Regions from separate parts of the Homo sapiens genome. Here region 2 is linked to region 1. Evidence: chromatin loops called from intact Hi-C (ENCODE). Cell type or tissue: MCF 10A. All regions are shown on one strand. Each heading gives the region's core, and the rest is flanking DNA. Links, peaks and the distances in the headings are about the cores only. Region 1 has its middle 20 kb from the start of HCG9. Region 2 has its middle 19 kb from the start of HLA-F.

Region 1 (14,931 bases), core at 5,121-10,120:
CTCACACTTACAATGGGGCAAGGGAAACCAGAAGGCTCCCAGGTGGATCTCTGGTTTCCACACACACTTCTACCCTTGTGTGAAACAGCCATGCCTTCTCCTGGGGATGAGGATCTATTTATTACCTGGGCCTGGAGAGGAGGAGAATCTTCTTCTCACCAAGTGGTATCTGGGCACACACTGTCCAAACTTCTCTGGTGACTAAAGTAATGTGTAGTTCAGTGGGCTGTCTTTTGTCTCCTTTTAGGGGTACACTCCTTTGGAAACCAGAACCTCGTATCCTGCACAGCCCAGTGTTGGGAGATAAAATATGCGAAATACCCCATTGAGTGAATCTAAGAGATTGGACATGGAGCCAAACCTGCTTCCGCCTTTTGATTTCTGGACACACATGTTCTTCCTATTGAGAACACAGAACTCTAGAGACGTCTCTGATTCAAACAATGCACTGTGTCCTGAAAGATGGCACCCACCCCTCAGAGTGCTTCCTCCAGGCTGGCACTGAGTTGTGCCTGTAGAAGACCTGTCCAGCCTTCCTTGTGGCTGGCAGCTCCTGGGTAGTGCAGATGGTGATAGGATTAGTGGAACCCACAGCCGTGGAAACACTGAAACTTTCCCTGCAAAGTGGGTCCTTCAGGCAGATAATGGGCTAGGAGCACTGCCTAGCCTGCAGACCAGGAATGTCAACAGCACCCAGAGAGTGGTGCTGGCTGTGTCTGAGAGCAGGACAGGAAAACCCACCCATAGAATCGGTACCTAACCCTGTGAAGATGAAACTCTGGCCCTTCCAGGTTGGAAGTAGCTAAATGTAGTCAACTTGTTACTTAGTGGGTAGTCATGTAAAGAAATAGTGCCCCACTAGGGCACATCATGGGCCTCAATTGCTGATGAGTTGGACATTCAGAGGTGGCAGCAGCTGGATCTGCCTTGGTGTGGGGAAGTCAGTGCTGCTGGCCCCTTACGGAGCCTCATGCCTGCCACTGTGGTTGCTCCATTCATGCACTCATCCTACCAGGCCTGGGCTGACCCATGGTGAAAGCTGGCTAACTGCCATTTGTCTGTTTGGTAGTTCAGTGCCACTTCAGACTTGGGTGTTTTCTGTGGGTGTCAGCAAGGGATTCAAGCTCAACCCAGGTGGACTGTTTTCACCTGATGATGAATGCTGTTGGGCCTGTACCATCTATGACTTTGTGGGTCACACAGGCACTTGGAACCCCGTAGTTGCTTGGTATCCCGTGGTCAAACATTCTATTGAATCAGGACAAGGAACACTAAAAGTTGCTTCTAACAGGGGGCATGTGTCTCTGCTGTGGATGACATGATCTTACTCCAGAATCCCAGGCCCTCCACTGTGACTCTCCCACTGGTGCTTGGTTCAGCTCCATCCTGTGTCTTTCCCCACCACTGGCACCACCAGCCCCAGGGGTCTGAGGGATGGTGGCTGCTTGTACCATGGCCTGGATCTGCTGCAGGGTCCTTTCCTGTGTAGGCCCCACTTGAAGCTGGCATCCTCCTATGTCACCTAGACTGTGGGCCAAAGCAAAATGTCTAGATGTGGAATGTGGTGTTGTTATAATTCAAAGAGGCTCACCAAGCAGTGTGCTTCCTTGCTTCTGGTGAGGATGCAAGATGCAACAGTTTTTCTTTTACCTTGGAGGGGACACACCTGCATTCCCCTAAACACTTGGCACTTGTTCACCCATAAAACTTCACTTCAGTGCCCACCTTTGAAGCTGTATAAGGTTTATCTTCACCTTGTGGGGTGCGTGTGTTTTGCAAAGGACTACAGTGCACTTTCTTCCTGCTGCTCATCTACTCCAGTCAACATGAAGTTGTCAATGAAATGTGCTGATTTAATATCCTAAAGGATATGCAGTATGTCCAGTACAGTCTTAAGCCTATACTATAGAGGGCACAGGTGTTACAATAGCCCTGAGGCAAACAATAAATAAATGTGTCGTTGATTCCACATGAATGTGAATCACTCCATATCCTCTTCCTTCCTTCCTTCCTTCCTTCCTTTCTTTTTTGACAAAGTCTTGCTCTTGTCCCCTAGGCTGGAGTGCAATGGCGTGATCTCGGCTCACTGCAACCTCTGCCTTCTGTGTTCAAGTGATTCTCCTGCCTTGGCCCCCCGAGTAGCTGGGATTACAGGCACCTGACATGATGCCTGGCTAATTTTTGTATTTTTAATAGAGACGGGGTTTTGCCATGTTGGCCAGGATGGTCTAGAACTCCTGACCTCAGGTAATCCACCGGCCTCGGCCTCCCAAAGCTGGGATTACAGGCATGAGCTACTGCGCCCAGCCCATATCCACTTTCTAATTGGAGTGGAAAGGAATGCACTCACCAAATCCACAGCGGCACACTGTGTGCCCGGGGCTTTATTAACCTGCTCTACCAGTGATAACCAGACAACATAAAAGCTGCAATTATAACTCCTACTTGGCCAGACCTGGAGTAATCTCATTCATTCTTTAGGCCTTACCAGTTTCCCTCAGGGACAGGTTGCTGGATTACATAGAGACAATAGACAGCCCCAACACCACCCCACATCCTTCAGCTCTCTAATGTTGGTGCGACCCCATAATACTTTCAGTGTCTTCCACAAGACCCACCCTGGGACACACTATGGTTTTTGATTTGGCCAGGATGAGGGCAGTGTCAGAGGTTTCCGTTTGGCTTTCAGCACAATGAGAGTCCTTACTCCACAGACTAGGGACCCAGTGTGGGGGTGACTCCACTTAGCAGTGCAGCAGTGTCAATCATGCACTCAGGGAATTGAAAGATATCCAGCGTTGGGTCTGTTGGCCCAGTGGTCCCATTGTGGGCCATAATTTGTCCAGGTTTACTCCCTGGCCTCCATAAGCCCCACTGTGATGGGAGACATGAGTGCTGTGGGCATCTGGGCATCAATGTCAGCTCACACCCAGTGTCAATAATCCCTCCAGTTCTGCGTGTTTCCTTTCCCCAGTGTACAACCACCCAAGTAAATGTCTATAGGTTCCTTTGCCAAATGATTGAGGGAATTGTGCCAGCATATACTTCCACAGGGTTGCAGGGTCTTCCTCCTAGGGATATGGACTCCTCCTCTGTCACTGAGATCTGAATCTGAATCTTGGCTGAGGTCTAGGCATTGAGGATGGGATCATGACTTTGTATTGGGTCAAACACCTTCACCCTCCTGCTCCTCAATTCTTTCATTCCTATCATAGATATCAAGCAGCGCCCTTGTTGGCTGCCTGTCCTAACCCTGGGACACCACCCTCTATTAACCTTCCCCACATTCCCTGCAACTTGAGTCCTCCTGGCTGCTACTCTGAAGTTGCCATAGTAACCATGCCCTCTGCTTTTTCAGGTCACTGCCACCACTTCTTCTCTGTCTCTTCAGGGCCACACTCTCCCCAGGGATATGGATAAATGCAACTCTGGGACCATCTTTATTACCATCACCTGCAGCCTGCAGAGGACAACACCCCTATACTTAGTGATGCAGGTCCCTTTCACCATCATGTTCCTGAGGCTCTGGTGGAAGGTTGTGTCCTCTGGGCCCTCTTGTGGAGCATGGCCCTGGTGGGCCTTCACCATGCCCACTTCCCTCAGCCTCGTTATTCCTTCCTTTACATGTTCCAGGGCAACTAAGACATGTCTACCTTGTTGAGAGTTGGGCATCTTTTTTTCCAATCTATATGGATTCACCCCAGCGGTGGGTTTAGCTCCACTTATCAAAGTCCTGGGGTGTTTGACAAACCCATGCCTTGAGAAAGTGCCTCCAAGCCAAAGGATTTTTATTCATCCAGCCTGAAATTCTGGTTTCTTGATCAAACGCCCTCAAATTCCAATCCCAGAAGTGCTCCTTGGGCTCCTGTGGGGAAATGGCGGCTAATTCCTGCAAAGCTGCTGAGTAGGATTCCCGCAGAATCACGGGGGTGAGGCTTTTGCAGCATCTTCCAGCGTAGGAAGTGGGAACCATTATTAGATAATGGTGAGCCTCCTCTGCATTCCCAGAGGGTCCTGGAGGGCACCCATCGGATATCCTGGTTCCAGTTTCCAGAATCTCAGGTTTCCCCACCAGGACCCTGACTTTCCTGTAACAGGCCTGCTTTGGCTGAGTGTCAGACATGTCTGGAGCACTGTGGCCCTCGTAATGATGTCTTCAGCTGCCATTCCACGCTATCTGCCCTTTCGCTACAGGAGATAAAGGCCTCTCCATGAGACACTGCAGAGGCTGTCACCTGTAGCCAGTGACAGCTGTTAACAACCCGCAGATTCTCATGATCCTTTTATAGGGTATCAACGCAGCCAAGCAGTAACCACCCAACTCCTCTGTCTTTGTAGGTTTCCCCCAACCTCATCATTATTGTGTAGGGCATTCTATCACCTCACCTGCCATAGCTTCCCCTAACCAGGGCATCTTCTCAGCTCAGCACTGAGGAGACCACAGCACCTCAGCTGCACCTTATGCCATGGACTTTCTGTGTCCCCCACCAACCCGGGTGGCATCCTCTTGGCCTGCCAGGCAGTGGGCAAGATTATTTCAAATTCCCATTTTTGCCTGTTTTCATGGGTCACCCTTCATACCGCTTGGGTTAGTTAGGGTCCCCTGAGGAGCAGAGCCCAATACGGTAGTAAATGTGCAAGGATTTATTCAGGGAAATACTTGTGAGAGAAATTCAGGAGAGAGACAGAAAACACTGGGAGAGCCATCAGACCACACTGCAACTCTGAGCCCCAGTGAAGGAGAGAGGGCAGGAAGTTCAGCTGGAAGCATCCTAGACCCTGTGCAGGCTAAGGGAAATTTAGTAAAGGAGGCAGGGAGCCCTGGGGCTGCAGTCAGCCTTCAGAGGAGAAATATTCCTGCCTTAGTTTCTGCCCTGCTTTCCTCAATCATTGGCTGGAAAAGATCAGGGGGCAGGTGTGGGATCAGAGCAAATGTGGCAATAGATTTCAAGCTTCAAGAGCTGGGGTCATCATCGATTCTGCTTCCTGTAGCTGAGGGGCTGGGATGTGCATTCTCATGACTGCCACAATGATCCAGTGGGGAGAGAGGGAAAAAGTTGATGATAAAGATAAAAAAAGATACTAGTTGATGAACTGACAACTTTAAGTAGATGAGAAGGGATGATGTTTGGGGCACCAGAAGAGGGACTGGCTCTGACTGGGAGCAGAATTGTTAACCCCCAGCAATCCCTCCCGTGGTAAAATGCCTGACATGTGGTGCAGCTGCAAATGCATGAGCAGACAGTGGTGGAATCGGGGAAGTTGTCTTCTAATGTGTTCAGTTTTCTCAGTGAGGTAGGAGGCAAGGTTGTCAGCTGAGGTAAGAATGGGGAAGAAGGGTTGGATGTGTGAGCACAGAGAGAAGGTGTCTAGGAGTCACCCAGGCCAAGAGGAGGCTGAGGGTGAACCACGTAGGGAGAGGGTGATTGCTGGCCACGTCAATGGTAGGGGCTCCCCATGAGGTTTGGAATCTTAAAGAGACCAGTCAGCATGTTGTGTGCTGCTGTCCAGCCTCCTGCAGCTCATGGGGCAGGTGCAGCATAGACAGAGGTGGAACCCACCAGCTGTGTAGTTTTGCCAGGTGAGTATGACAATGCAAGGGAGAGGCAAGGGAGGGATTGAAATTATTTACTGTAGAATTCAAAATGGGAGAAGAGGGAGGAGAGGACACCAAGGGTGAGTGACAGGGAGTAGATGGCAGGATCACTCAATTGGGAATCCCAGTGGGCTGGAAGGATTGTTGGAATTGATGTACCACAGGGTGGACTCCAAGCCTGGAATGCAGGCACATAGGAAATGAGTGGTTCATTGATATTACATCACAGCATATGATAAAATGATAGTGTCTGTGTCATCAGAGCCTGTGGCCACCTTGCAAGGGGATGAGTGGAAAGATGGCCAGAGAGTGGGAAGTGTGAGATTGAGAGTATGGAAGGGCTGGGGTTCTTGGCCGTGATGAGGCCTAGGGGATGACAAGGGCATGAGATTCAGGCAGAGAGAGGAGAAGGTCATGGAGGAGAGGAGTTACAGGATCTGAGAGTCCAGGGAGCAAGGGCATCTTCTCTGCTGTATAGGTGTCTGTTGCTGCCATAAAAATTACCACAAACCAAGTGGCTTTAAACAGCACCTAATTATCATGTCACAGTCATGTGGGTTGCAAGTCCACACAGTCTCATGGGGCTAAGATCAATGTACGGGAAGGCCTGCATTCCTTCCTGGAGACTGGGGAAGAATCCACTTCCAAGCTCATTCAAGTTCTTGTCTGAATTCACTTCCTTGCAGATAGAACAGAGATTTCCACTTCCTTGTTAAGAGCCACCCTTAGCTCCTAGAGTTTTCTCTCAGGTACTCACACATGGCGCCTAAGGCACATCCAGTCCTCCTGCTTGGAACATCTGACCTCCTCTCTCCAGCTTCTCCTCTGTTTCCTCTTCTGCAGAATCTGACTCCAGCCAGGGCAGTTTCTCTGCTTTTAATGGCTCATGTGATTTGATTGGGCCCACGCAGATAGTCCAGGATACTCTCCCTATTTTAAGGTCCTTAATCTTCATTACATGATTAATGTCCCTTTTGCCATGCAATGCAACCTATTCACATGTTCCAACGATTAAGCCTGGACATCTTTGGGGACCATTACTCAGCCCACCACATCTGCGTATGTTGAAGTCACCAAGAGTCAAGGAGACGCACTGCTGGAGAGGGTGACAGTGAACCAGGAGCTACAAGGGTCAGGATTAAGAGGAATGGCTTGGGGCACAAAGGGAATGGCTACAACATGGGGAATGGGGCCCTAATCTGCTGACAGCTTAGGGGTTTAGGGAGGAGGGAGGGAGAAAGGTGTGAGAACCACAGTGAGGAGCAAGGACCCCACCTCACCTCTGAACCCAGGGGTACAAGTCCCTGGGAAAACTCCCCCATGTGGGAGGACTTTGGAGGGGGTCGTGTCCTCAGGGAGACCAGGTTGCTGCTGTAGCTGTGAGGTGCAGGAACATCCTGAGAGAGGGTGTGGAGGTTTTGCTAATCTTTTTGCTGGGGGAGGGTCTTGCCTCAGTGTTGACTATTGGCTGATCAGGAGGGTGGTTGCTAAAGGCTGCTGTGGCAACTTCTTTAGATATGACAATAAAGTTTGTGGCATGGATTGTAAATCGGGAATCAGTACTTAAGTAAGGTCAATATGAGTTTTCAAGTCAGGTGGACCTGAATATGAACCCTCCAGGCCCTTCCACCAGCTAGCTATAGAGCCCTGGGCACATCTGGCCCACAGTTGGCCCTGACAGACACTTGCCCAGTGAGTGAGTGCTGAATGAGCCCATACGAGTCAGTTTCCTCATCTGCAAACTAGTGATGTAATTCCTGCCTTGCCAATTCAGAAGAATAAGTGAGAAGAAACCCAGTGCCAAGAAAAACAGACACAAGACCTGTGGAAGGCTGGGCACCAGTACTCTAAAGCAAGCTCTGCCTAAACTGGCAGGATCATTTTTCACATCAGAAACAGGAATTGGTCTGGATTCTGTCTGGGACCAGGCTGAGAGGGAGGTGGAGGCAGCAGAGCAGGGCAGGGGTGGGGCCTATGCAGCACCAGGTGCTGAAGCAAAGCCAAGGCCTGGAGGGAGCGAACTCTTGGTGTCTTCTAGGCAACTCAGACTGCTCCCTGCCTCAGCTACCATGGTCCTTTCTCTTCCAGGATCTCTTGGTGCTGTTGTCTTCACCTCCTCCTGCCCTCCTGGTCCCTAGCTCTCCAGGACTCACAAAGATGCTGCTCTGAAAACCCCAAGGCAAGCGTGGAAGAGTAGAACAGCTCCAGGGACAGTGGGAAGATGAGGTCACCCCAGCATGTTGACGGACACCAAGGGTGGGGGTGGAGGACGTGAAGGGGATCAGCACAGGAGTCAGGGGAAATCCTCTAAATCCCACCCTGCACCACCCTCACCCCTGCAGCTCCTTGCCTAGTTCCAGCTCTGAGCTCTCAGCTCCTTCCCAACCACACCCCAGCTCAGACCTCAGGGCTCTCTCTCCCCACCCCCTCCAGAGCAGCACAGTCCACAGAGCCCTTGAACAGAAATTCCCCCTCATCTAACAGTTAATTATTTCTTAGCGGAGAGGGACAGCCGGTCCTCTCTTTCCAGTGACCCCATATCCTTGTTCAAGGTATCCAGTTATACTCCCTGAGCCAGGGATCTCTATTTGCCCCCCAGAGGCCTATGCCCAAGACAAGGGGCTCCCTGGGCTTCTCAGTACAGGAGGCCTTAAGCTAATGGGCTAGAAAAAGGGAAAGGGAGGTAGAATTCCTCATTTACAGCCAGACCCTGCAATACAGGTTCCAAGGGCCTCAGCCCCCTGCCCTGGCTGATGCTCCCTCCACCACTCCCCCTCACCAGGGCCATGAGCCCCCAACACAGCTGAGCTGGCCCAAGCTGAGGAGTTGCTGGAGCTGGACCAGGCCCTGCTGGAAGGGCAGGAGGGGGTCAGGGGCCCAGGCCCTGGTGCTCAAGGTCTAGAATTTGAAGGAATAGATGAGGAGGCACCAAGAAAGCCTGGGTGGAGACACTCAAGCTTCCCACCAGTGCCCACAGCACCCTCCATCCCTGGAAATACTGCGCACCATCCACCAGGAGCCCCAGGATCAGAAACATCCCAGCCTCTCTCAGGCCAGATAAAGCAGAAGAGACCCCAACAAAGGGCCGGAAATAGGCAGGTAGTTGGGGAGCCAGGGCTCTGCAGTCCGTCCCCCTTTGACCTCACAGCAGGGCATCCAGGCCTTACAGGAATTTACCCTGGACCATGCCCTAAAATAATCTTACCCCAAATACAATAAAGGGAGAGAGCACCCACACATAATGCAGATGCACTTGTGTTTCATGTTTAGTTACATTAAAAATTCTGACGATCAGGAATGATGGTTCGGGAGTGGTGCTGATGCAGAAGAGGAAAGCCAGGGGGTGGTGGAGGCTGTCAGGTGTGGGGGCAGCAGGGTCTCCTTCACCCACACCCTGCTGTCCTCTCCTGAAGGGCAGATGGTCACATTCCAGAATGAGCGAGTCTCCTACTGCATCTGTTCAACTGAGAAGGAGACATGGCACAGTGAGAATAAGGCATGAAAGGACAAAGCAAGGCAGGAACACACAGCACACATGCAGATGCTGGTGTACTGCCTGGGTTCAGAGGATGGACTTGGGTGTGGTGGAAGAGATGTAATATGAGAAAAGGCACAGACCCCACATAGAGGGCAGCAAAACGTCCCAACACAGCATCAACGGCCAGGGGGCATGAAGCAGTCAATTGTTCATTATGCGTTAAGTGCCCATGACCTACATGATGGGATTGAAGACACAGTAAGGAATAGGGAGGAACTAAGGGTTTCATGAAATCAGCACTCACTGTGGAGGAGACGTCTGTCTCAGCAGGTAGCTCCTAACACTGAACTTAAAGTGATGCTGCCCATCACTGAGGATCCTGGCACAATTCTCATCCGACACAAGCCCTGTTCCAAACCAGCCTGCTCTAGTCACCTGGAAGGAGACAGAGGTTAGGACTAGAAGACCCCAAAGAGGGAAGACAGCCAGAGGGAGGAATGAAGAAGTGAAGTGTGAAAAGATACAGAAAATAAGTGGGTGGGAGAGTGGGTGTCCCTCTGTGTATGGAGCTTACCTGATTCACGTAGGTCTCAGAATCTTCAGGCATGTCACAGGTAAAGGCAGTGTTCACCTGCTCCATGTCCATGCCTGGGCAAAATAGGGTTGGTAGCCAAAGAATTGGCCTTTAAAAATCTTTTGGGGTCATTCTCAGACAAGTACAGAAGAGCAAAAACTGTTAGTCACCTGAGGTGCATTCTCCTTCTCAGGTTCAGAAATGAACTACATGTAAAAGGAACCAAAGGCTGTAATTCTCATGGCACCCAGAAAACTGGACTAGGGACCTGGAGAGTCATGTGCCTGTCATTGCTCCACCACTCACGAGCTGTGTGACTTCAGGAGAAGCTCTCTACTCATAGGGCCTCTGATTCATCTGTGAATCATGGACAAATGCCTCCATTCTAGCAACCTTACTGAAATGCAGGGAGGACCAAGTGATCAATGCGGAGGAAAAAAGCAAAGTGATGACATTTACTCCTAGACAAGACTCTTTAGGAAAATGCACTTTAAAAGGAGGAGAAAACATAGTACCTGCCATCCCCTGCCAAAAAGCCTCTTTGGTTTAGTAATTATGATTGTTCATCATCTTTCTATAAAATTAGGGCAAAACTAGCTCACTCAATGTCTCAAATAAATTAAACACAGTTTGTGATTCTATGTCCACAACTTTTGCACTGTGTGAAACTGAAAAGAAATGGGAACACATCCATGTTTGTGTGGTGGCCAGGAGACCCACAAAGGCTTGGAAATGACCCTGTATCATCTATTTTCCATTGACTCACTCTATGTTTTGGAATCCCAGGTAATTCATATTCTTAAAAAGTCTCATGTTCATACATAGGACAGAGTAGAAAAGGTAATATTTCTGTTTTAATTTGCTAGGGCTACCATAACAAAGTACCACATGCTGGGTGAGTAAAATAATAAATATGTATTGTCTCACAGTTCTGGAGGCTACAGGTGCAGGTCAAGGTGCTGCAGGGTTGCTTTTTCCTGAGGCCTCTCTCCTTGGCTTGTAGATGGCCACTTCTGTCTTCTCAACATAGGACTCCAACATATGAATTTCGGTTGGGGAGGGACACAATTCGTCTCATAACAGCGTGGATCATCCTTGGTAGTGGATATTCTAAAAAATAAAAGAGAGTATATCCCTTTGGCTTGGTGCTTTCTCTTGGTTTTCTCAATTTTTGGTCTTGCAATAAGAACAAAAAAGAACAAGAACCAACGTTTAGTTTTTCCCAGAAGGTGAACCCTCCCTACATCTGGGTAACCCCAGACCCCAAGAAGAGGTGCTATGCAGTTCTCCAGAGTCTTACTTTCTCCAGGAATTCTGTTTCTGCCTTTCTAACTGGGGAGAAGATTCTCTCAGGAGAGCCACTTCTTCTGATGCTGTATGGGCTTCATTCTGCTTGAACTTACAAAGTGGATCTTAATAAAAAGGAAATATTTGCCAATTTTTATCATGGTCATATTTTTGTACTTTTTAAAATGTCCCATATTGTGTTGAGTTTATTTTAAAAATATTTTTTAAAGGTAATACATAACATTTTATATGTTTATGGGGCACATGTGATCATTTGATACATACACAGAATGTGGAATAATCAAGTCAGGGTGTTTAGGGAATCCATCACCTCAAGCATGTATCATTTCCTTGTGTTGGGAACATTTAAAATCCACTCTTCTAGCTGTTTTAAATATACATAATTGTTAGCTTTAGTTGGCCTGCTGTGCTATAGAACATTAGAACTTTTTTTTTTATATAACTGTACATTTGTACCCATTAATCTACCTCTCTACATCTTCCCACCCCTACATTCTTCCCAACCTCTGGTAATTTTCATTCTACTCTCAACCTCCATGAGATTAACGTCTTTAGCTCACACATGTGAGTGACAACATGTGATATTTGTGTTTCCTTGCCTGGCTCATTTCACCTAACATGACCTCTGGTTCCATCCATGTTGCTGCAACTGACAGGATTTCACTCTTTTTTTATGGCTGAATTGCATTCCATTGTGTATATACTACAGTTACTTTATTCATTCACCCATTGATAAATTCACCATTGATTTCACATCTTTGCTATTGTGAATAGTGCTTCAATAAACATGGGTGTGCAGGTACTCTTTTGATATATTGACTTCATTTCCTTTGGATAAATACTCAGAAGTAGAATTGTTGCATCAGATAGTAGTTCTATTAATAGTTTCAGTTTTTTTGAGAGATCACTCTACTGTTTCCCATAATGGCTGCACTAATTTACATGACCACCAACAGTGTATAACATTCCCCTTTCTCCACATGCTCACCAACATCTATTATTTTTTATTTTTTAATAATAGCCATCTTAACTAGGGTTAGGGTAAGATATATCTCATTGTAGTTTGATTTTCATTTTCCTGGTATTTAGTGATGTTGGGTGTTTTTCACACACCTGCTGGCCACTTGTATGCCTCCTCTTGGGGAATGTCTATTCAGATCCTTTGTCCACTTTTTAATTGGATTATTTGTATTTTTTACTGCCAAGTTTTTGAGTTCCTTGTATATTCTAGATATTAGTCTAGAATATACTAATTGGATGAATATACTGGTTGGTTGAATACTTAGTAAATATTTTCACGATTCAACAGGTTATTGCTTCATTCTGTTGGATGTTTCCTTTGCTGTGCAGAAGCTTTTTAGCTTAATATAGTCTCATTTGTCTATTTTTACTTTTTTTGCCTGTGCTTTAGAGGTCTTAGCCATAAAATCTTTGCCTAGACTAATGTTTCCCATAAGTTTTCTTCTAGTAGTTTTACAGTATTGGGTCTTACGTTTAAGTCTACAATCCCTTTTGAGTTGATTTTTTGTATATGGTGAGAGACAGGGGTCTAGTTACATTCTTCTGCATCTGGTAGCATTTTCCCAGCACCATTTATTTAAGAGACTGTTCTTTCCCCAGTGTATATTCTTGGTTCCTTTGTCAGAGGAACTCCTTTGAGAGTTCTCATTAAGAAGCAATGTTTAGTTTCACCAAATGCTTTTTCTGCATCTATTGAGATGATAATATGGTTTATGTCCTTCATTCTGTTGATGCGGTATATGACATATTTTGATTCACATATGTCAAACAATCCTTGCATCCTGGGTATAAAACTCACGTGATTATGGTGTATTGTTTTGATCTGTTGTTGGATTTTGTTGCTAATATTTTCAATTACTATTTTTTATTACTAACGTTTAAATTTTTATTGTAAGCATTTTAAACTTGTAAAATTTACATATACTGAAATGATCAGATCTGTATCAAATTCATCAATGAATTTTGACAAATACAGCCATAGCACCCATGCCACTATGAAGATACACGAAGTTCTCTATTTTTCTGCCTTCAAATTAGCCCCCTTTCCCCAGCAGCCATTGATCTGATGACTATCATGATAGAGTAGCTCTTCCTGTTTCAAAACTTCATACGTATCCATTCATCCCATATGGCCTCCCTTGTGCCTAGCTTTTTGCACTTGGTGTAATATCTATGTGGTCTGCCCAGCTTGTTGCATGTATCAGTAATTCATTCATTTTTAATGCTGGTAGTATTGCATTGTATCACTGAGTCACAATTTTTTTGTACATTTTGGGGGTATTCACGGTTTTTTATTGTTACAAATGAACTATGGACATTATTGTACAGGGATTCTTGGACATAATCTTTATTTCACTTGAGTAAATACCTAGGAGTGGAAATGCTAGCCATAGAGTACTAGCTTGTTTAACTTTATTAGATGATATAAAAGTGATTTTCAGAGTGGCTGTTTTATATTCTTATAGGCAGTGGATGAGACTGTTTCACATCCTTGACAACATTTATATTTATTAATCACTTAAATTTCAGCCATTCTAATAAGTGCTTAGTGGTTTCTCGCTGTGGTTTTACTTTGCATTTTTCCCTGATGACTATTGGCCATTCATGTGTCTTTTTTGTAATGTTTCAGAAGATTTCTCTAAAGATTGTGGAAGGAGCTAAATAAACATGATTTCTCTTTCTCTAAGTGCTAGACCTAAAGTGGAATGTTTAGAATCCATCCACGCTTCCCAGTCTGGCCTACTCAATCCCATATTTGCCCCCTAAAGTCCCCACTCCTTCATCCCTCTTTTATATTTTATCCTCTTCATTCTGGCTCAAGCTCACACTCCTCCAGGAAGTCTGTTACTGTGAAGGTCACTGACATGCTCAGTATTGTCATCTCTCCATCTGTCTGTACCTCTGTGCAGCTTTCCTCACACTCAATAACTCTTTTCTTATTTTGCTCAGTTCCTGTGGATTCACTTCACAAACATTAATTCAAAGTAGTTCCAGCTGGAAGAAAGAATAGAAAATTATAAAAAATCTTTGTGAAGGCACCACCCAGGTTTGTCAATTGGCGACATTTTAATATTATTGGCTATATGTAGTATACATAGAAAAATAATAGAAATATATGTAGATAGCCTTGATTTTTCACAGCTCTGATATGCACATGTTTCAGTCAGTACTGTACTGAGCAAATCAAGAATTGCAAGAGGATGTGTGACTTGAATTTAGTGTATGCCTTTATATTTTTACTAAGTTTTAGGAAATCTCTTTGTTTGAAGTCTTTTAGACTTGTTTTTTTAGAACAGGTCTCCTCACTCTGTCACCCAGGCTTGAGTGCAGTGGCACAAACACAGCTCACTGTACCTCAACCTCCCAGGCTCAAGCGATACACCTACCTCAGCCACCCAAGTAGCTGGGGGTATAGCTATGCTCCACCATGCCGGGCTAATTTTTGTATTTCTTGGAGAGAGGGTTTTTGCCATGTTTCCCAGGCTGGTCTTGAACTCCTGAACTCAAGCGATCCACCCACCATGACCTCCCAAAGTGCTAGGATTACAAGTGTACACCACCTTGCCTGGCTTTGCTTTTAGACTTCTTATAAATTGTTTCTGGCTAATTTTATCATTCATTTGCTTGCTTTTTCAGTTAACATGTTCTATGACATGAATCTATGTTCATACAAATAGTTCATTTGCTTTCATTGGTGGATAGTATTCCATGGGAGGAATATACTACAATTCTTCTCTTTCCCTCTTCATTGACCTTTAGATTTTCTCTATTGTAGACCTCACTGCAATGAACATCCTGGGACATTGCCTCCTGCTCTCAGAGATATGTGAGTTTCCCTAGAATATGCATATAGGAGTGGGGTCACTACAGCTTTTCCATATGATGTTACATGATGCAAAATTGTTCTCTGAAAGAAATAATCCAAATGCCTATCAAGAGGGGGCTGATTAAAAA
Region 2 (14,931 bases), core at 3,796-8,795, 290 kb after region 1:
TCCCCACAACTCCCTGCAGATCAAGCTGCCTCAGCTGCTCCTCTGAGATTGTCAAGTTAACCGTGCCCTCTGGCTTTTGCAGGCCACTGTCACCATTTAGTTCTCTGCCTTTTCAAGGCCACACTTTCCTCAGGAATATCAATGAGCCCAACTATAGGACCTCCTTCCTGCCATCACACCCAGCCTGCAGAGGACACCACCCCGACGCTTCTTAGCCATGCAAGTCCCTCTCACCGGCACATTCCTGAGGCTCTGGTGGAAGTTGTGCCCTATGGGTCCTCTGTGGAGCATGGCCCTAGTGGGCATTCTGGTTCACATGATGTCTCCATCCCACACACCCACTTCCCTCAGCCTCATTGTCCATCCTCTACATGTTCCAGGACAACTAAGTCATGTCTAACTTACTGAGAGTTGGACATCATTTTTTCCAGTCTACATGGGTCCACCCCAGCAGTGGGTTTGCCCCATGCCCTGAGGTCCTTGATAAACCCATACCCTGAGAAAGTGCTCCCAAGCCAAAGGTGTTTTTTTTTAATTTATCCAGCTTGATTCTGGCCCTTTGATCAAACACCCTTAAATTCCAATCCCAGAACTGCTCCTCAGGCTCCTACGGGGACATAACGGCTGTTACTGCAAAGCTCCTGAGTGGAATTCCCACTGCATCATAGGGGTGAGGTTTCTGCAGCATCTTCCAGTGTAGGAAGTGGGAACCATTACTAGAGAAGGGCGAGCCTCCTCTGCATGCCCAGAGAGTTCTAAAGGGCACCCATAGGATAACCCTGTTCCAGTTTGCAGAATCTTAGGTTTCCGCACCAAGGCCTTGACTTTCCCACAGCAGGTCTGCCTCTGATGAGTGTCCAAACATCTCTGTAGTACTGTGACTTTTAAAATGATGTCATCAGCTATCATTCCACTCTGCAAGGGGAGAGGGGCAGATGCCCCTCCTCGGTCTGTCTCCACCAGGCCCTGTGAGGGTGGGTGGAGGCTCTCTCCAAGCCCTCGTTTGGCCCCACCCCAGCATGTCTCCAGGTTCCTCTCAGCCCTGGTTCCTTTTGGCCCTGCAGTCACAATGGGCAACACTGTGACGCACCCTGTCCTGTGTCACAGTGTCATACACTCAGGCTCACATTGCCCCTAGGCCACTTGCCAGCCAAGGGACATGGCCACATTTTGTGTCTTCTGCACCTCAGCCTTGCTTTCAAGTGCAGGTGATGATGGCACCCACGCAGAACAAATGTTATTTGCTATCTTCGTCGAGTTTAGTCATCCAATTTTCCAACCCTCACTGGGCAAGGAAGAGTGTGGTTTCCACCAGAAGGCAGGATGTCAGCAGTCACAGGGGCAACCAACAGGGAAAGCCACTGGAAAATAGACCCCACAGGAAGCACAGGTGTCCAGTGGAGATGGGAACCCTGCAGATTTGACCGTCTTTAAGCAGATTAGAGAGATTACCATTACTAACAACTTAGCCATAAAAGTTTATTAGCTATTTTCAAAAAGCATAAAATTATGTAATATAATTTTTTTTTAATTTCCATCAATACAAAACTAATCTGGGCACTGCAACTTCTGGTGGGCAACTGGGATAGGCGGCATCATCAGGAAGGCGAGCCCTGCCGTGCCCCATGTGCCAGTGCCCCAGATGGCGGCAGCCTCCCCAGAAGCACCTTGTATCTCCCCTGCACAGGGCCAGGGTCCCAGCTTCCCATACACCTTCTCCTGCTTTTTCTTTTCTGTCCTTTCCTTTTTCAATAAACCACCTGCAAAAAGGAAAAACCATTCTGAGGACAAGAAACATGTCAATGGGAAATACACAGTTGCCAGAGGGTAAAAGGCCCTGTTCATTCTCATTGAAAAGCTCAGGTATTTCTGTTAAAGTCTCTCCTTTTACTTTAGGATGCTGACTCCTGCGTCCATCTCAACCTGGGCATCGTGCCACCACCTTCAAGAAGAGAAAAACTAAGTAGTGCTTTGCAAAGGGGCAGCAGCATTTCTCATTTCTGACCATGTCAGGCACACGGCCATGCAGATGAGCAGGTGGGGGACACAGGTGAGTCTCCAGACCTGCTCTCCTCCCACAGTACATTCTTGAGTCTTTTTAAACAGTTGTGAAAATGCCACAGATGCAAGCACCTGTGGGCCACTCCCATGGGGACCGTTGCACAAGGCAGTGCCACTCATTCTCAGAACCTCCTACCATGGGCTATGCTTAGTGACCCGAGGCCAAGCCAAGGAAGACGCCAGCCACAGGGTGCCATCCTCAGGGGCATGCTGCCAGCAGGGGCAAAGTTATCCCTAGCAACAAGATACAGAAAGAAAGAAAAAAGGAAGGAAATGTAGCCAATGGGCCGGTTCAGGTTCTTGACTTTGCCACACAAAAGAATTTGAGAGCAAGTCCAAAGTAAAAGTCAGCAAGAGAATTTATTGCAAAGTGAAAGTACACTCTGACAGCTGATCAGAGCAGCTGCTCAAAAGAGAGACAGTACCCTCCCCTCACGGGAGTCTTACATGATTATTCATGAATAGGTGGGAAGGGGTATTGTTTTAAGCATGTTCTGTGGTCTCTTGAACGTGCATGCACTGTGGTTGTACATATCAGCACACACATCTTACGTCTCATTAGCATCTTAACTTCCCTCTCAGAGTTGTGTTTGCTACTATTGTAATGAGCATAGGTCAGCCCAAGGACGCTATTCATGGGTTTCTGGGCTTCCTCAGATGTGGGGATGCCTCCCTTGGCTCTTCTACCTCTTTGCTGCAGGATGTTCTAACCACAAGCCCAGGATATGGTTTGCGCACTGTCGAACAGCTTGTTCTCTCCATCAACCTGACAAGTCTCTTGTTTCCTTTCAAGTGAGGCTGTGAACACCCTATCTCACTGACCTCAGAAGGACAGTACAGCAGTAGCCACCATGACCAAAAAGATGATTCCAGAAGTGCAGGACAACTCCCTACCCAGAGGCTGTGGCTGTGCAGTAACACACCAAGAGGGGAGTCCAGCTGGCTCTCAGGGTGCTCACTACCCTCATCTGGGGGCCTGGAGGACGTCAATTCCTGAGAACGCCACGTTCTAGTGAGTAGAATGAACTAAGAGATACACAGCAAAGCTCCACATACTTTTCCTTTTCTTTGTGCCCGCAGTGTTCTTCATCAGTGTGCTCTCGCTTTTCAGCTACTACTGTTGGCTGGCTGGAAAAAATAGAACAATAGTAAAAATTAGAGACCAGTCTTTGGTGATGAAGAGAAATATTGGCTACTTCCAGTATTTTCTAGCTTTGGTTATGGTTGCAGTTTTCCAGCTCACCTTGTGGGGATGAATTCAGAAAAAAGTTACAAATTGAAATGAACATGCCAGAAGTATTGGCTCAAATCAACGTTGTCCTATTAAGCCACTTAGTGAATCAAAAGACCGCTTGTTGGACTGTTAATCTCGGTGGCCAGAGAAAGGAGCTGAAGAAGGTGTTGCCAGATCAGGAACAAATAATTACAGCGGCAATAGAAAATGGAAGACCACTTGTTCATAACCATTTGAATAAGGGCAAGGTGTATGGAAACACATTATGAACTGATATTTTCAGTTTTGTTTGCAAGAAAATGATTAATAAGGTGAAATAATTGAAGTATCACGGAAGATACATTAAAAAAAAAAAAAAGCCTTTGTACAGTTTGCTGGAGCCACAGATGTCCTACTCCAGAGCAGAACAATGCCTGAATCTTCAGGGTCCATTTGTGCCGCATTCACTAGCAACCACAAATGTGACTTAATTTTACTTTGGAAATAATGCTTACCTATTGTGAGATGCTGTAATATGAACCATCATTACATGTTAACATGGCACATGGAATTTTGAGTGTCTAAGTTACATTTTTAGAGTTGTTTCTTAGTAGCCATGTGAGTTTCCACTCCAAAAACACAAGCTAAAAACTTGTTTTGAGTGAAGGACATCTAGGGCAAATGGTGGCTGAAAGTGAATGAGATCCCAATTACTCTTTCTTGTACTGTATAAGGAAAAGAAAATAAGTGCTTTTCTTGTTGGGTGTTTGCTAATTTATAATTACCGTTTTATGCTTTTCAACATTTTTAATAAAGTTTTTTATTGTTGGCTATAAACGTTTTAAAAGGATTCTCTTCCTCTAGAATCACTCTAAGTACCAAAATCTGTATTATTCTGGATTCAACAGAGAAACAGAACCAATAAGGGGTGTGTGTGTGTGTGTGTGTGTGTGTGTGTGTGTGTATGTGTGTGTTTTATTCGTGTTATGAAACTGACTCATGCAATTATTACGGTGGCAAGTGTGAAATCTGTAGGATACGCCAGCAGGCTGAAAATGCAGACAGAAGTTGATATGGTAGTCTTAAGACAGAATTTCTTCTTTTCTGGGAAACTGTAGTTTCTGCTCTTAAAGCCTTCTACTGATTGGATGAGGTCCATCTACATTATTGAGGGTAATTTCCTTTTCATAAAGTCAACTGATTGTAAATGTTAACCACATGTACTAAATATCTTCACAGCAACATCTAGATTAGGTTTTGATTAAATGACTGGGTACTATGTCCTAGCCAAGTTTATTGGCATTGACTCTGGGTCAAGGCACCGTGTCTCCCTCCCATCGAGTTTTCCATCATCTACACGAGACCTAGATGACTACTTTGATATCTACTGCAGGCCACAGCCTTGTCAAAGCCAGCCCCAGCTGAAATGCACTCACCTGCATTCCCACACAATTTTACATACAATTCGGGGGAGGTTATGGGATCTATGAAGACCAAGGGTCTGTGGTCCTGTGACACTTTCTCTCAGAGGGTGAAGAAGGAGTTCCTTGGGGCAGCAACTCCCCAGGGGTCTCCTGCCTGCCTCTCCTCCCCTCTCAGCCCCAATCCTCTTTCCTGCTGTTGATCATCATGCAGTTTTTAAATCCCTACTCCCTGCCCCACCAAGGTTGGGCTCTAGGACCTGCCTATTGGGAACCTGCGGTTGGGAGAAAGTATGAAGTGACCCACCTGAATTTAGAGGAGGGAAGTGAGGAATTTGGAGACATCTAAAAACATTTTGTCCCTGTGGTTTGACTTCAAATTATTATCTATTTTTATTGGAGATTTGTTTGAAATTATAACCGGTATCTCATGATTATTCAGCATATGCCATGCCCCCTGGTAACCCTGGTTCTTATTTTTTTAAACTTGTACAAATATTTTAAGCAAACACAGAAGTAGACAGAAGAGTAAAGTGACCTTCACTGTACCCTTCACTCAGTAACACCCACTCTTGATTTATCTACATCCTCAACCATAGCCCAACACCAGGTTATTTTCAACTAAATCCTAGACAATATATTATTTCACATGTTAGCAATTTTCTTTTGAAGGTGCCAATGTTCAGCTTCTTTAAAAAGAGAAACAGAGACGGGCAGGAGAAGGATTGAACTGACAAAATATATTTTCAAATGCAATTAAGGCAGAGGACAATGCAGGAACCCTTGAGTCCCGTTTTAACTGAATGCTCAGCACCTCTTAGATTCTCAATAAAAGAAAGCAGCAGCCCAGAGCCAAGGAGCCCAGGGAGGCACATCATGGTTTGATTTTGTGACTGTTTTCAGGGCAGTATCTGTCATCTCTGAATGGTTACACTGGACATTTCTATTCCCACCCTTGCAATGGGACTCCCCAGCTCAGAGAAAGGGAAATTATCACCCATTCTCATTTATACCTTTAATGCCTTCATCCATTCCCTTGGTCCTGACTTTCCGGTTGGAGGAGGGGGAGGAAAAGCAGAGGCACGAAATTGAAATGTCTTCTCTGCCATCTGCTGGGGATATGCTTGAATAACAGGAAAGGCCTACATAAAAGATATGCAGCGAGGAATAGAGGTTCCTTTTCCTGTTTCCTTCAGGAAATTTCCCCTAGGGCAGACAGAGCAAGAGCGATGGACAGAGGAATGGGAGCAGGACCCAGGGGGAGGTCTGGTCATATGTGTGCCTTTCTGCCTCCCCGTCTGTCATTGTCCTTCCTCACCAGGCCTGCAGACCACCTGCGATGACCTGGCCTCTTGCCATCCCTAGCTGGGCCAAAATTCCATCACAGGGACACACAGGATGGCAGAAGCGCAAGGCCTCATACCCGCTGGGGCAGCCTCCTGGAGATGGCCTCAGAAGGGCTTCTGGGAGCTTCTTTAAAACCTGCACTACAGGCACCAATTTCCCCAGTTATCCCATCCTTAAGTGAAAAATCAACCACAGAGATGATTTATTGTAATAGCCTTATTTCAGTACAAGCAGACGAAAAGTGTTTCTCTTCACTGGCCCGTTAGTTACAATGGGGAGGGGTCACTGAGTGAGCAGCGGGTGGTGGCAGTGACGACCACACCCTCTCACTGCGGCCCAACACTTTTGAGACAAGTTCCCACCTCTCCATTAGACGTGTCTTCTCCACATGCAGAAAATGTGGTCTCGTAGCTTCCCTTCTCAGTGCTGGATTGCTGGCATTTCTTTTCTTTATCAGAGACATGAATATCTTTTTTCTTTATGGATTTCTAAGACTTCAGGGTTTTTCAGGGAGAAGTTGCTTAAGGAGGCTCCTGCGTGGACCGAGTCCTTCCTGAGGGTTTGCTGGATGCCCCCGGACACTGTGCAGCTGTGTCCTCCGGGGTCCCTAAAGCTGGCACGTTCTGCTGTGTACCCAGAGGTGGGGACAGATGCTGCCAGCTCCACCTTACAGCTGCTACATGAAATTTGAGGTCAGAGAATTCTCTTGTCTTTAAGGGCACCCACATTTGCCTTCTTCGATGTTTCAGGAAATCATAACTGAATTTAGAAAGGTTCCCTTTTCAGTTTACTCTCTGGAAGGAAATATACTGAAAATTCAGTTTATTTTCAGGTATTGAATAGAATTGAAAAGTCAAACTGTCAGTTTGCTTGCAGTGCACACAGAGAAATTGAGTGTTCCAAGCCATTGGGACATTTCTAGAAATCCATCCTTTTCCAGTAGGACATGAGTAAAGTCAGTGAGGAGCGAACCTGCAGTCCACGGGCACCTCCAGGATTGTGGGAGGAGACGCACATGTCTTTCTGATGTGTGGAGTCCTGAGGACAGAGGCTGAGACCCTGCATTTCCCAAAGTACTTGTTTTCTAAGCAAGTGTTTCTGCTACTTGAAATAAACTTGGGGGTGTGGAAGCCACCTTGCAACCAACCAAACACAGGTGAGAAAATGAATATGAAGTGTTCTGGGAGAAAGCAGAAAACCCCATTGCCATCATGTTTCCTTATTTTTACAATTCTCTTAAACAACGTGCCTAAGGTTATAACCCCTCCCGTTTGTAACAACTTCTAAATTGAAAGGGCATTAGTAAGTGTGGATACAGAATAAATGCTGAAAATCAGTGCTTTATTCAAAGTAGCGATAGAGTCTCCCAGGTGTCAATAGAGAGGTGGGCCAGGGACTTTTCCCAGTGACCAGAAACAAGAGCCTCAGGGAGATGAGGATGTCTCACAGCCAGGGACGGGACAGTGAAGGGCATCCCAGGACGGGAGTGCATCCCAGGGGTCTGTTCCTGTTTAGACTCCAATGCTCAGCACCCAGTGCGGCACGTGGCAAGACCTCAGCAAATATGTCAGTTGGCTGGATGAAGGAGGGCAGGTGTGAGCCAAAAAAAGATTTTTGCTGGGGCATAAATGTAAAAGTGTTGATGAACCTACCTTGCAAGGAGATAGAAAGGTGGATGGGTGGATGGGTGGATGGGTAGATGGATGGATGGATGGATGGATAGATGGATGGATGGATGGATGGATATTCATTTTCTCTATGTGTGTGTGTACGTGTGTATCTATCTCTGTCTGTCTCTCTGCTCTTTCTCTCCATTTGCCATTGTTCCTTCACAATCATGATTTCACTAACTTTTTTTTTTTTTCTTTGAGACAGAGTCTCACTCTGTCGCCCAGGCTGGAGTGCAATGTCACAATCTCTGCTCACTGTAGCCTCCACCTCCCGGGTTCAAGCGATTATCCTGCCTCAGCCTCCTGAGTAGCTGGGATTATAGGCACATGCCACCACGCCCGGCTAAATTTTGTATTTTTATTTTGATTTTTTTTGTAGAGATGGGGTTTCACCATGTTGGCCAGGCTGGTCTCAAACTCCTGACCTTGTGATTCGCCCACCTCAGCCTTCCAAAGTGCATCAGTAACATCTTTTACCTGGTCTTACAGGACCTTGCCTGTCTATTCTATTCGTGGTCACAAGACAGAAAAAGAAAAGGAGTGTGTGGAAAACAAGATAAGGAAACATGCTTCTGATCTGGGGCAGTGGGGAGACAGGGGCTGCGCCTCACTGCAGAGTCCATCCTGCTGAACACAGAGGGGCAAAAGCGCCCAGACAGCCATACCTGTGCTGATCAGAAGGGAGGGCTGCGCCTCGCGATCCTTCTACCTGTGTCTTTCAGGCTTTGCTGTCTAGGTCCAAGTTACTGCTATGAAAAGAGATTTGAGAATTCCCAGAGGGGCCTTTCAGCCTCTTTCCATGGCTCTTCCTGCCCTTTCGAAAGCACAGCCAGAGACATCAGAAATGAAATTGTACATAATTCTTTTGGACTTTGATGCAATCTTTGGAAAGAATTTTTGTAAATGCCAAGCTACATTTTGGCAACCCCATCAAGAGTCAGGTGTGCCCAGGGCAGTCAACCCAGGCCCTGGACTCTCATTCTAGTTGGATTCTATGACAGCTATTTTGCCATAAGAATTCTAGAGCCAGATCTTGCTACACCACAATTGCCTCACGTTGCAAGACAAACAAATCTAACCTGAGTCCTGTGGATTCCAGAGGTGCTCAGGAGGAACCTCCGTCTCAGCGTGGTTGACCTCAGGTTCAGCCCCGTCTGCCCATTCAGCCCGCAGCCCCGTCCCGGAGAGCACTCAGAATCCGAGAGCAGCGCAGCGGCGCCCCCGTGTGGCCACAGGGCCGAGGACAGAGACCCCGCTCCCCTTTCTCCCTAGCCAGGACCTCCCAGGCTCTCCTGTTCCCAGCACCTGGACAGGGCTCTGCATACAAGGGGGTTCCCGATCTCAAGTCAGGCTCTGAGTCCATCCAGCTTCCCAAAATCCATGTTGACACTGACGTTTCCTCCCACCACTGAGTGACTCTGGATTTTGGCTTTAGGGAAGAGATACCTCCAGGCCAAAACAGTGGGATCATATCTGGGGCTCATCCACCCCCAAACCATTGCTACCACATGACCTAGTCCCTCAGCCTCCAAAATGGGGCCTTGCCCTCCTGTCCCCTCCCTTGTTCCTGCTGCTGCTCCTGCAGGTGGAGGCTGCTCATCCCAGGAATCAGCCTGTGAGCTCCAAGCCTGGAGTCCGGGCCTGGGGCCTTGGTCCAGAGAGCAGAAGGGAGATGAAATGGATCATAAGAGAAGGGGGAGAGTGGAAGGAACCAGGGGGGAGAGAAAAACGAGAAGGGCCCTGTTAGAAGTTGTGTGTGCATGTGTGTGTGTGTGTGTAGATCAGGAGGGGGTTTCTAGGGACCTGGGGAAAGGAGAGCTAAGGGCAGGTGCTAAGGGGCCCAGCCCTGTTAATTCCAAGGTCCGGAATTAATTCCAGGATACTGCACTTCCTACAGTACCACTTTATGGCCATATCCAAGTCCAGCCCTGAGCAGCCTATGGTCACAGAAAATCGTGAGAATAATCAGAGAAAAATGACACGTTACATACATGAGAACAATTATGAGAATGACCAGTCCATGTGTTCATAATTTGTCATCAGAAACTATGGTGGTCAGAAGACAATGAAATGGCATTTTTTTGAGTGCTGTAAGAAAACAACCTAACTCAGAATTGCACATCCAGTAAAAATATTTTCAGGGAAGAAAAATGAAAAGGTGTCTCCAGATAAAATAAAACTAGGATAATTTGTTGCAAACATAACTCTACTGCAAGAAAAATACTGAAGGAGTTTCCCAGGTTGAAAGAAGTCATACCAGATGGTAACTTGAGTCTTCAGATAGGAGTGACCAACACTGGAAATGCCAAATATATGGTGGGAAGTTAAAGATGCTCTATTTTTTCTTAGTTTTTTTTTTATTAATTTTTTTTTGAGATGGAGTTTCGTTCTTGTTGCCCAGGCTGGAGTGCAATGGCACAATCTCCGCTCACTGCAACCTCTGCCTCCTGGGTTCAAGCGATTATCCTGCCTCAGCCTCCCGAGTAGCTGGGATTACAGGCATGCACCACCACGCCCAGCTAATTTTGTATTTTTAGTAGAGACGTGGTTTCTCCACGTTGGTTAGGCTGGTCTCGAACTCCCGACCTGAGGTGATCCACACGTCTTGGCCTCCCAAAGTGCTGGGATTACAGGCGTGAGCCACCGCGCCCAGCTTTTTCTTAGTTTTTTAAAAATACAAATGAACAACACTATCAACCGTCTTGATCTGACATTTACAGTCACTGTGTTCAACAGCTCCAGAATATATATTTTGTAAAGTGAATATGGTACATTCACTAACACAGGTCATATGTTGAGACATAAAACAAGTAACAACATATTTCAAAGGACTGAAATCATACAGAATATGTACTCTGACCAAAATAGATTTTATTGGAAATCAATAATAAGTTGTCTAGGGGCAAAAAAGTATTGAAAATTTTAAATCTTCCTTCTAAATAACCTACGGATCAAAGAAGAAAACATAAGGGAAGTTAGATAATATTTTCAACTGAATGATGATGAAAACATACCTTTCAAAATTATTAGATACTATTTCCAGTCTTTCTGCAAAGGACAGTGATCAAGAGAGTGTGGTATTGGCAAAAGGACAGACACATAGATCAACAGAACAGAATGGAGAGGCCAGAAATGGAAGGACAAAAATAGAGTCACTTGATTTTGAATACAAGTACAAAGGTCATCCAATGAAGAAGGGAATCTCCTTTCAATAATGATGCTGAAACAATTGGCATCCATCTACTTTGGGAGGCTGGGGCAGGTGGATCACTTGAGGTCAGGAGTTTGAGACTGGCTTGGCCAACATGGTGAAACCCTGCCTCTACTAAAGTTACAAAAATTAGCTGGTGTGGTGGCTCATGCCTGTAATCCCAGCTACTCGGGAGGCTGAGGTAGAAGAATCACTTGAACCTGGGAGGCAGAGGTTGCAGTGAGCAGAGATCACGCCATTGCACTCCAGCCTGGGCCACAGGGTAAGACTCAATCACAAAAAAAAAAAAAAAAAAAAAAAAAAAAAACTTGACAATACTTCACACCTATAAAAAAGTAACTCAAAATGTATCATAGACTTAAAAATAATATGCACAGCCATAAAACTTCTGGAAGAATATAAAGGAGAAAATCTTAACCTTGAGTTTGAGTTTTTAGATAAAACACCAAAAATACAATCCATGAAAGAGAAAACAAATCAATTAGACTTTATCATAATTAATAGTTTTTGCTTTACAAAAACACTGGTAAGTGAATGAAAAGAAGACAAGGCACAGACTGGAAGAAAATACTTGTCAAAAAACTGGAAGTTATAGATGTGACAAAGGACTTGTAAAGATAATATGTGAACAAAATTAAAACACAATAATTGGGGAAAAAAATCTTGATTTTAGAAGTGGGTGAAAGATCTCAACAGACACCACCAAAGAAGATATATGGGTGGTAAATAATACTTGAAAATATGCTTAAGATCATCTGTCATTAGGGAAATGCCAACAGGGTGCAGTGGCTCATGCCTTCAATGCCAACACTTTGGTAGGCTAAGGCAGAAGGATCACTTGAGCCCAGGAGCTCAAGACCAGCCTGGGTAACATGGCGAGACAATGTCTCAACAAACAAACAAACAAACAAACAAACATTAACCAGGTGTGGTGGCATGCGCCAGTGATTCCAGCCACTTGGGAGAGTGAGACGGGAGGATTGCTTGAACCTGGGAGGTGGAGGCTGAAGTGAGCTGTGATCGCACCACTTTACTCCAGCCTGGGCAACAGAGTGAGACTCTGTCTCAAAAAACAAAACAAAACAGAACACCAAAACAAAGTACTGCTACACTATTAGAGTAGCTAAAATTTTTTAAACTTACAATAAAAAATGCTGAAAATATACAGAGCAACAAGAATTCCCACTCACTGCTAATGGGAATGGAAAACGGTAAAGCCACTTTGAAAGACAGTTTAGAAGTTTCTTATAAAGTTAAGGAGAGACTTACCATCAATCATGCTCTTAGGTATTTACCCAAGTTAATTCAAGGTTGATATCCACACAAAAACCTGTACATGAATATTTATAGCAGCTTTACATATGTTCACTAAAAACTGTAAACAACCAAGATATCTTTCAGCCATGCAAGACTAAGCAAACTGTGGTATAACCATATGGATCATAAGAAATGAGCTATTGTCAGGCCAGATGAGGTGGCTTACACCTGTAATCCCAGCACTTTGGGAGGCTGAGGCAGGTGGATCACCTGAGGTCAGGAGTTTGAGACCAGCCTGGGCAACATGGCAAAACTCCGTCTCTAGTAAAAATACAAAAAGAAAAAATTAGCTAGGCGTGGTGGCGAGCAACTGTAGTCCCAGCTCCTCGGGAGGCTGAGGCAGGAGAATCACTTGAACCTGGGAGGCAGAGGTTGGAGTGAGCCAAGACTGCATCATTGCACTCTAGTCTGGGCAACAGAGCAAGGATCTGTCTAAAAAAAAAAAAAAAGCTGTTGCCCTGGTGCAGTGGCTCATTTTGGGAGGCCAAGGTGGAAGGATCGATTGTGGCCAGGGTTCAAGACCAGTCTGGGCAACATACCGAGATGCTGTCTATGTTTATTTAAAAAAAAAAACAAATTGGCCAGGCGCAGTGGCTCACACCTGTAATCCCAGCACTCTGGGAGGCCGAGGCATGTGGATCACCTGAGGTCAGGAGTTCGAGACAAGCCTGGCCAACATGAAGAAACCCCGTCTCTACTAAAAATACAAAATTAGCCGGGAGTGGTGGCGCATGCCTGTAATCCCAGCTACTCAGGAAGCTGAAGCAGAAGAATCATTTGAACCTGGGAGGCAGAGGTTGCAGCGAGCTAATATCGCGCCATTGCACTCCAGCCTGGGCAACAAGGGCAAAACTCTGTCTCAAAAAAAAAAAAAAAAAATATATATATATATATATGTAAATAAGCTATTAATCCATACATCAATTAATCTTAAATGCGTTTTACCAGGTGAAAAAAATGTCAGACACAAAAGGCTTCATTTTATCTGACTCAATTCATATACCATTCTGGAAAAAGCAGATCTATGGGGACAGAAAACAGGTTAATGGTTATCAAAGGTTGGAGGGAGAAGGGATAAAGAACATTCAAAGGGAAATTTTTAGGATGAAGGAACTGTTGTAGATGGTACTAGGGTAGTGGATATATGATTCTATACATTTTTCAAAATCCAGGCTGGGTGTGGTTGCTCATGCCTGTAATCCCAGCACTTTGGGAGGCCGAGGCGGGTGGATCACCTGAGGTCAGGGGTTCAAGACCAGCCTGGCCAACATGGTGAAACCCCGCCTCTACCAAAAATACAAAAATTAGCCGGGACTGTTGATGGACGCCTGTAATCCCAGCTACTCGGGAGGTTGAGGCAGGAGATGGAGGTTGCAGTGAGCCCAGATAGCACCATTGCACTCCAGCCTGGGCCACAAGAGTGAGACTTCATCTCAAAAAAAAAAAAAAAAAAAAGTCATTGTTGTAAAAAGGGCACAGGCTTTGCTACAGATTTTTCTACCAGTGAAAAGATGTATACACTTGCCTGGCCTCATCATTCAGACCAATTCATAAAATAACAAATGCATGGAAAAAAAAACTTAAAAACACAATCATCATGTGACTGACTTCCAAATTAGATTCTCCTTCAAATCAGAGAGTATTGCTTGTTAATAGTGTTTATAAATTTTAATTCCTGATTGCTGAGACAATATGTACATAAAATATTTAGCCAAAGAGTTCAAAATGAAATTACCCAAATTACCTATTTGTTATTTTATACATAGTAATTATTTTTTAAAAATCATTTGGCTGGGTGCGGTGGTTCATGCCTGTAATCCCAGCATTTTGGGAGGCCAAGGCGGGCGGATCATGAGGTCGGGAGTTCGAGACCAGCCTGACCAACATGGTGAAACACTGTTTCTACTAAAACAACAAAAATTAGCCGAGCATGGTGTTGCGCGCCTGTAATCCCACCTACTTGGGAGGCTGAGGCAGGAGAATCGCTTGAACCCAGGAGGCAGAGGTTGCGGTGAGCCGAGATCACACCATTGCACTCCAGCCTGGGCAACAAGAGCAAAACTCCATCTCAAAAAAATTTTTTTAAAAAGCATAAATTAAAAAATAAAATAAAACTTTTAAGATGTTAAGCCCCTGAAGCTCCAACTACAAAGTAGGGTAAAAGGCTGCCTAAAGCAGTGAAGATCAAGGAGTGACCTTGGAGGCAGCAGAGGGAGACTGTATTAGTCCATTTGCGTTGTTGTAAAGGAATACCTGGGTTTAAGTAATTTATAAAGAAAAGAGATTTATTTGGCTCACAGTTCTGCAGGCTGTACAATCATGGGGCCAGCTCCACTAGGATTCTGGTGAAGTCTCAGGAAGCTTTTACTTGTGGCAGAAGGCAAAGGAAGAGCAGGTGTGTCACATGGAGAGAGAAAGAGCAAGAGAGCTGCTAGGCTCTTTTAAATAATCAGCTCTCGTGTGAACGAATAGAGTGAAAGCTCACTCATTACCATGGGCAGGGTACTAAGCCACTCAAGAGAGAACCGGTCCCATGACCCAAACGCCTCCCACTAGGCCCCAGCTCCAACACTGGGGATCTTTCAACATGAGATTTGGAGGGGACAAACACCCAAACCTTATCAGAGATGATCCCAGCCACAGGTCTCAGAGAACCAGCAGAGGGCACTCCTCCAGGGCCCAGCCTGAGTG

What was found. Peaks named below come from ENCODE experiments on the same cell type or tissue, not always from the same donor. Only the 100,000 strongest peaks of a DNase experiment are listed, where the experiment ranks them.
Region 2: a loop joins it to region 1, with 2.8 times the contacts of the local background. A loop is called at or near these places in 3 of 110 quality-filtered maps.

What each region holds. Positions count from the first base shown.
Region 1 is chr6:29,988,049-30,002,979 of GRCh38, reverse strand. It overlaps the pseudogene DDX39BP2, the pseudogene MCCD1P2, the pseudogene LOC353007 and the pseudogene POLR1HASP. Among named protein-coding and RNA genes, the nearest start is that of HCG9, 20 kb to the right of the region's middle. In MCF 10A, for the core only: no CTCF peak of the experiment used is centred there; a DNase peak (open chromatin) is centred at 7,349.
Region 2 is chr6:29,696,698-29,711,628 of GRCh38, reverse strand. It overlaps the pseudogene ZDHHC20P1. Among named protein-coding and RNA genes, the nearest start is that of HLA-F, 19 kb to the left of the region's middle. RefSeq lists a silencer at 8,291-8,405. In MCF 10A, for the core only: a CTCF peak has its summit at 5,780 (motif pointing left); a DNase peak (open chromatin) is centred at 5,788.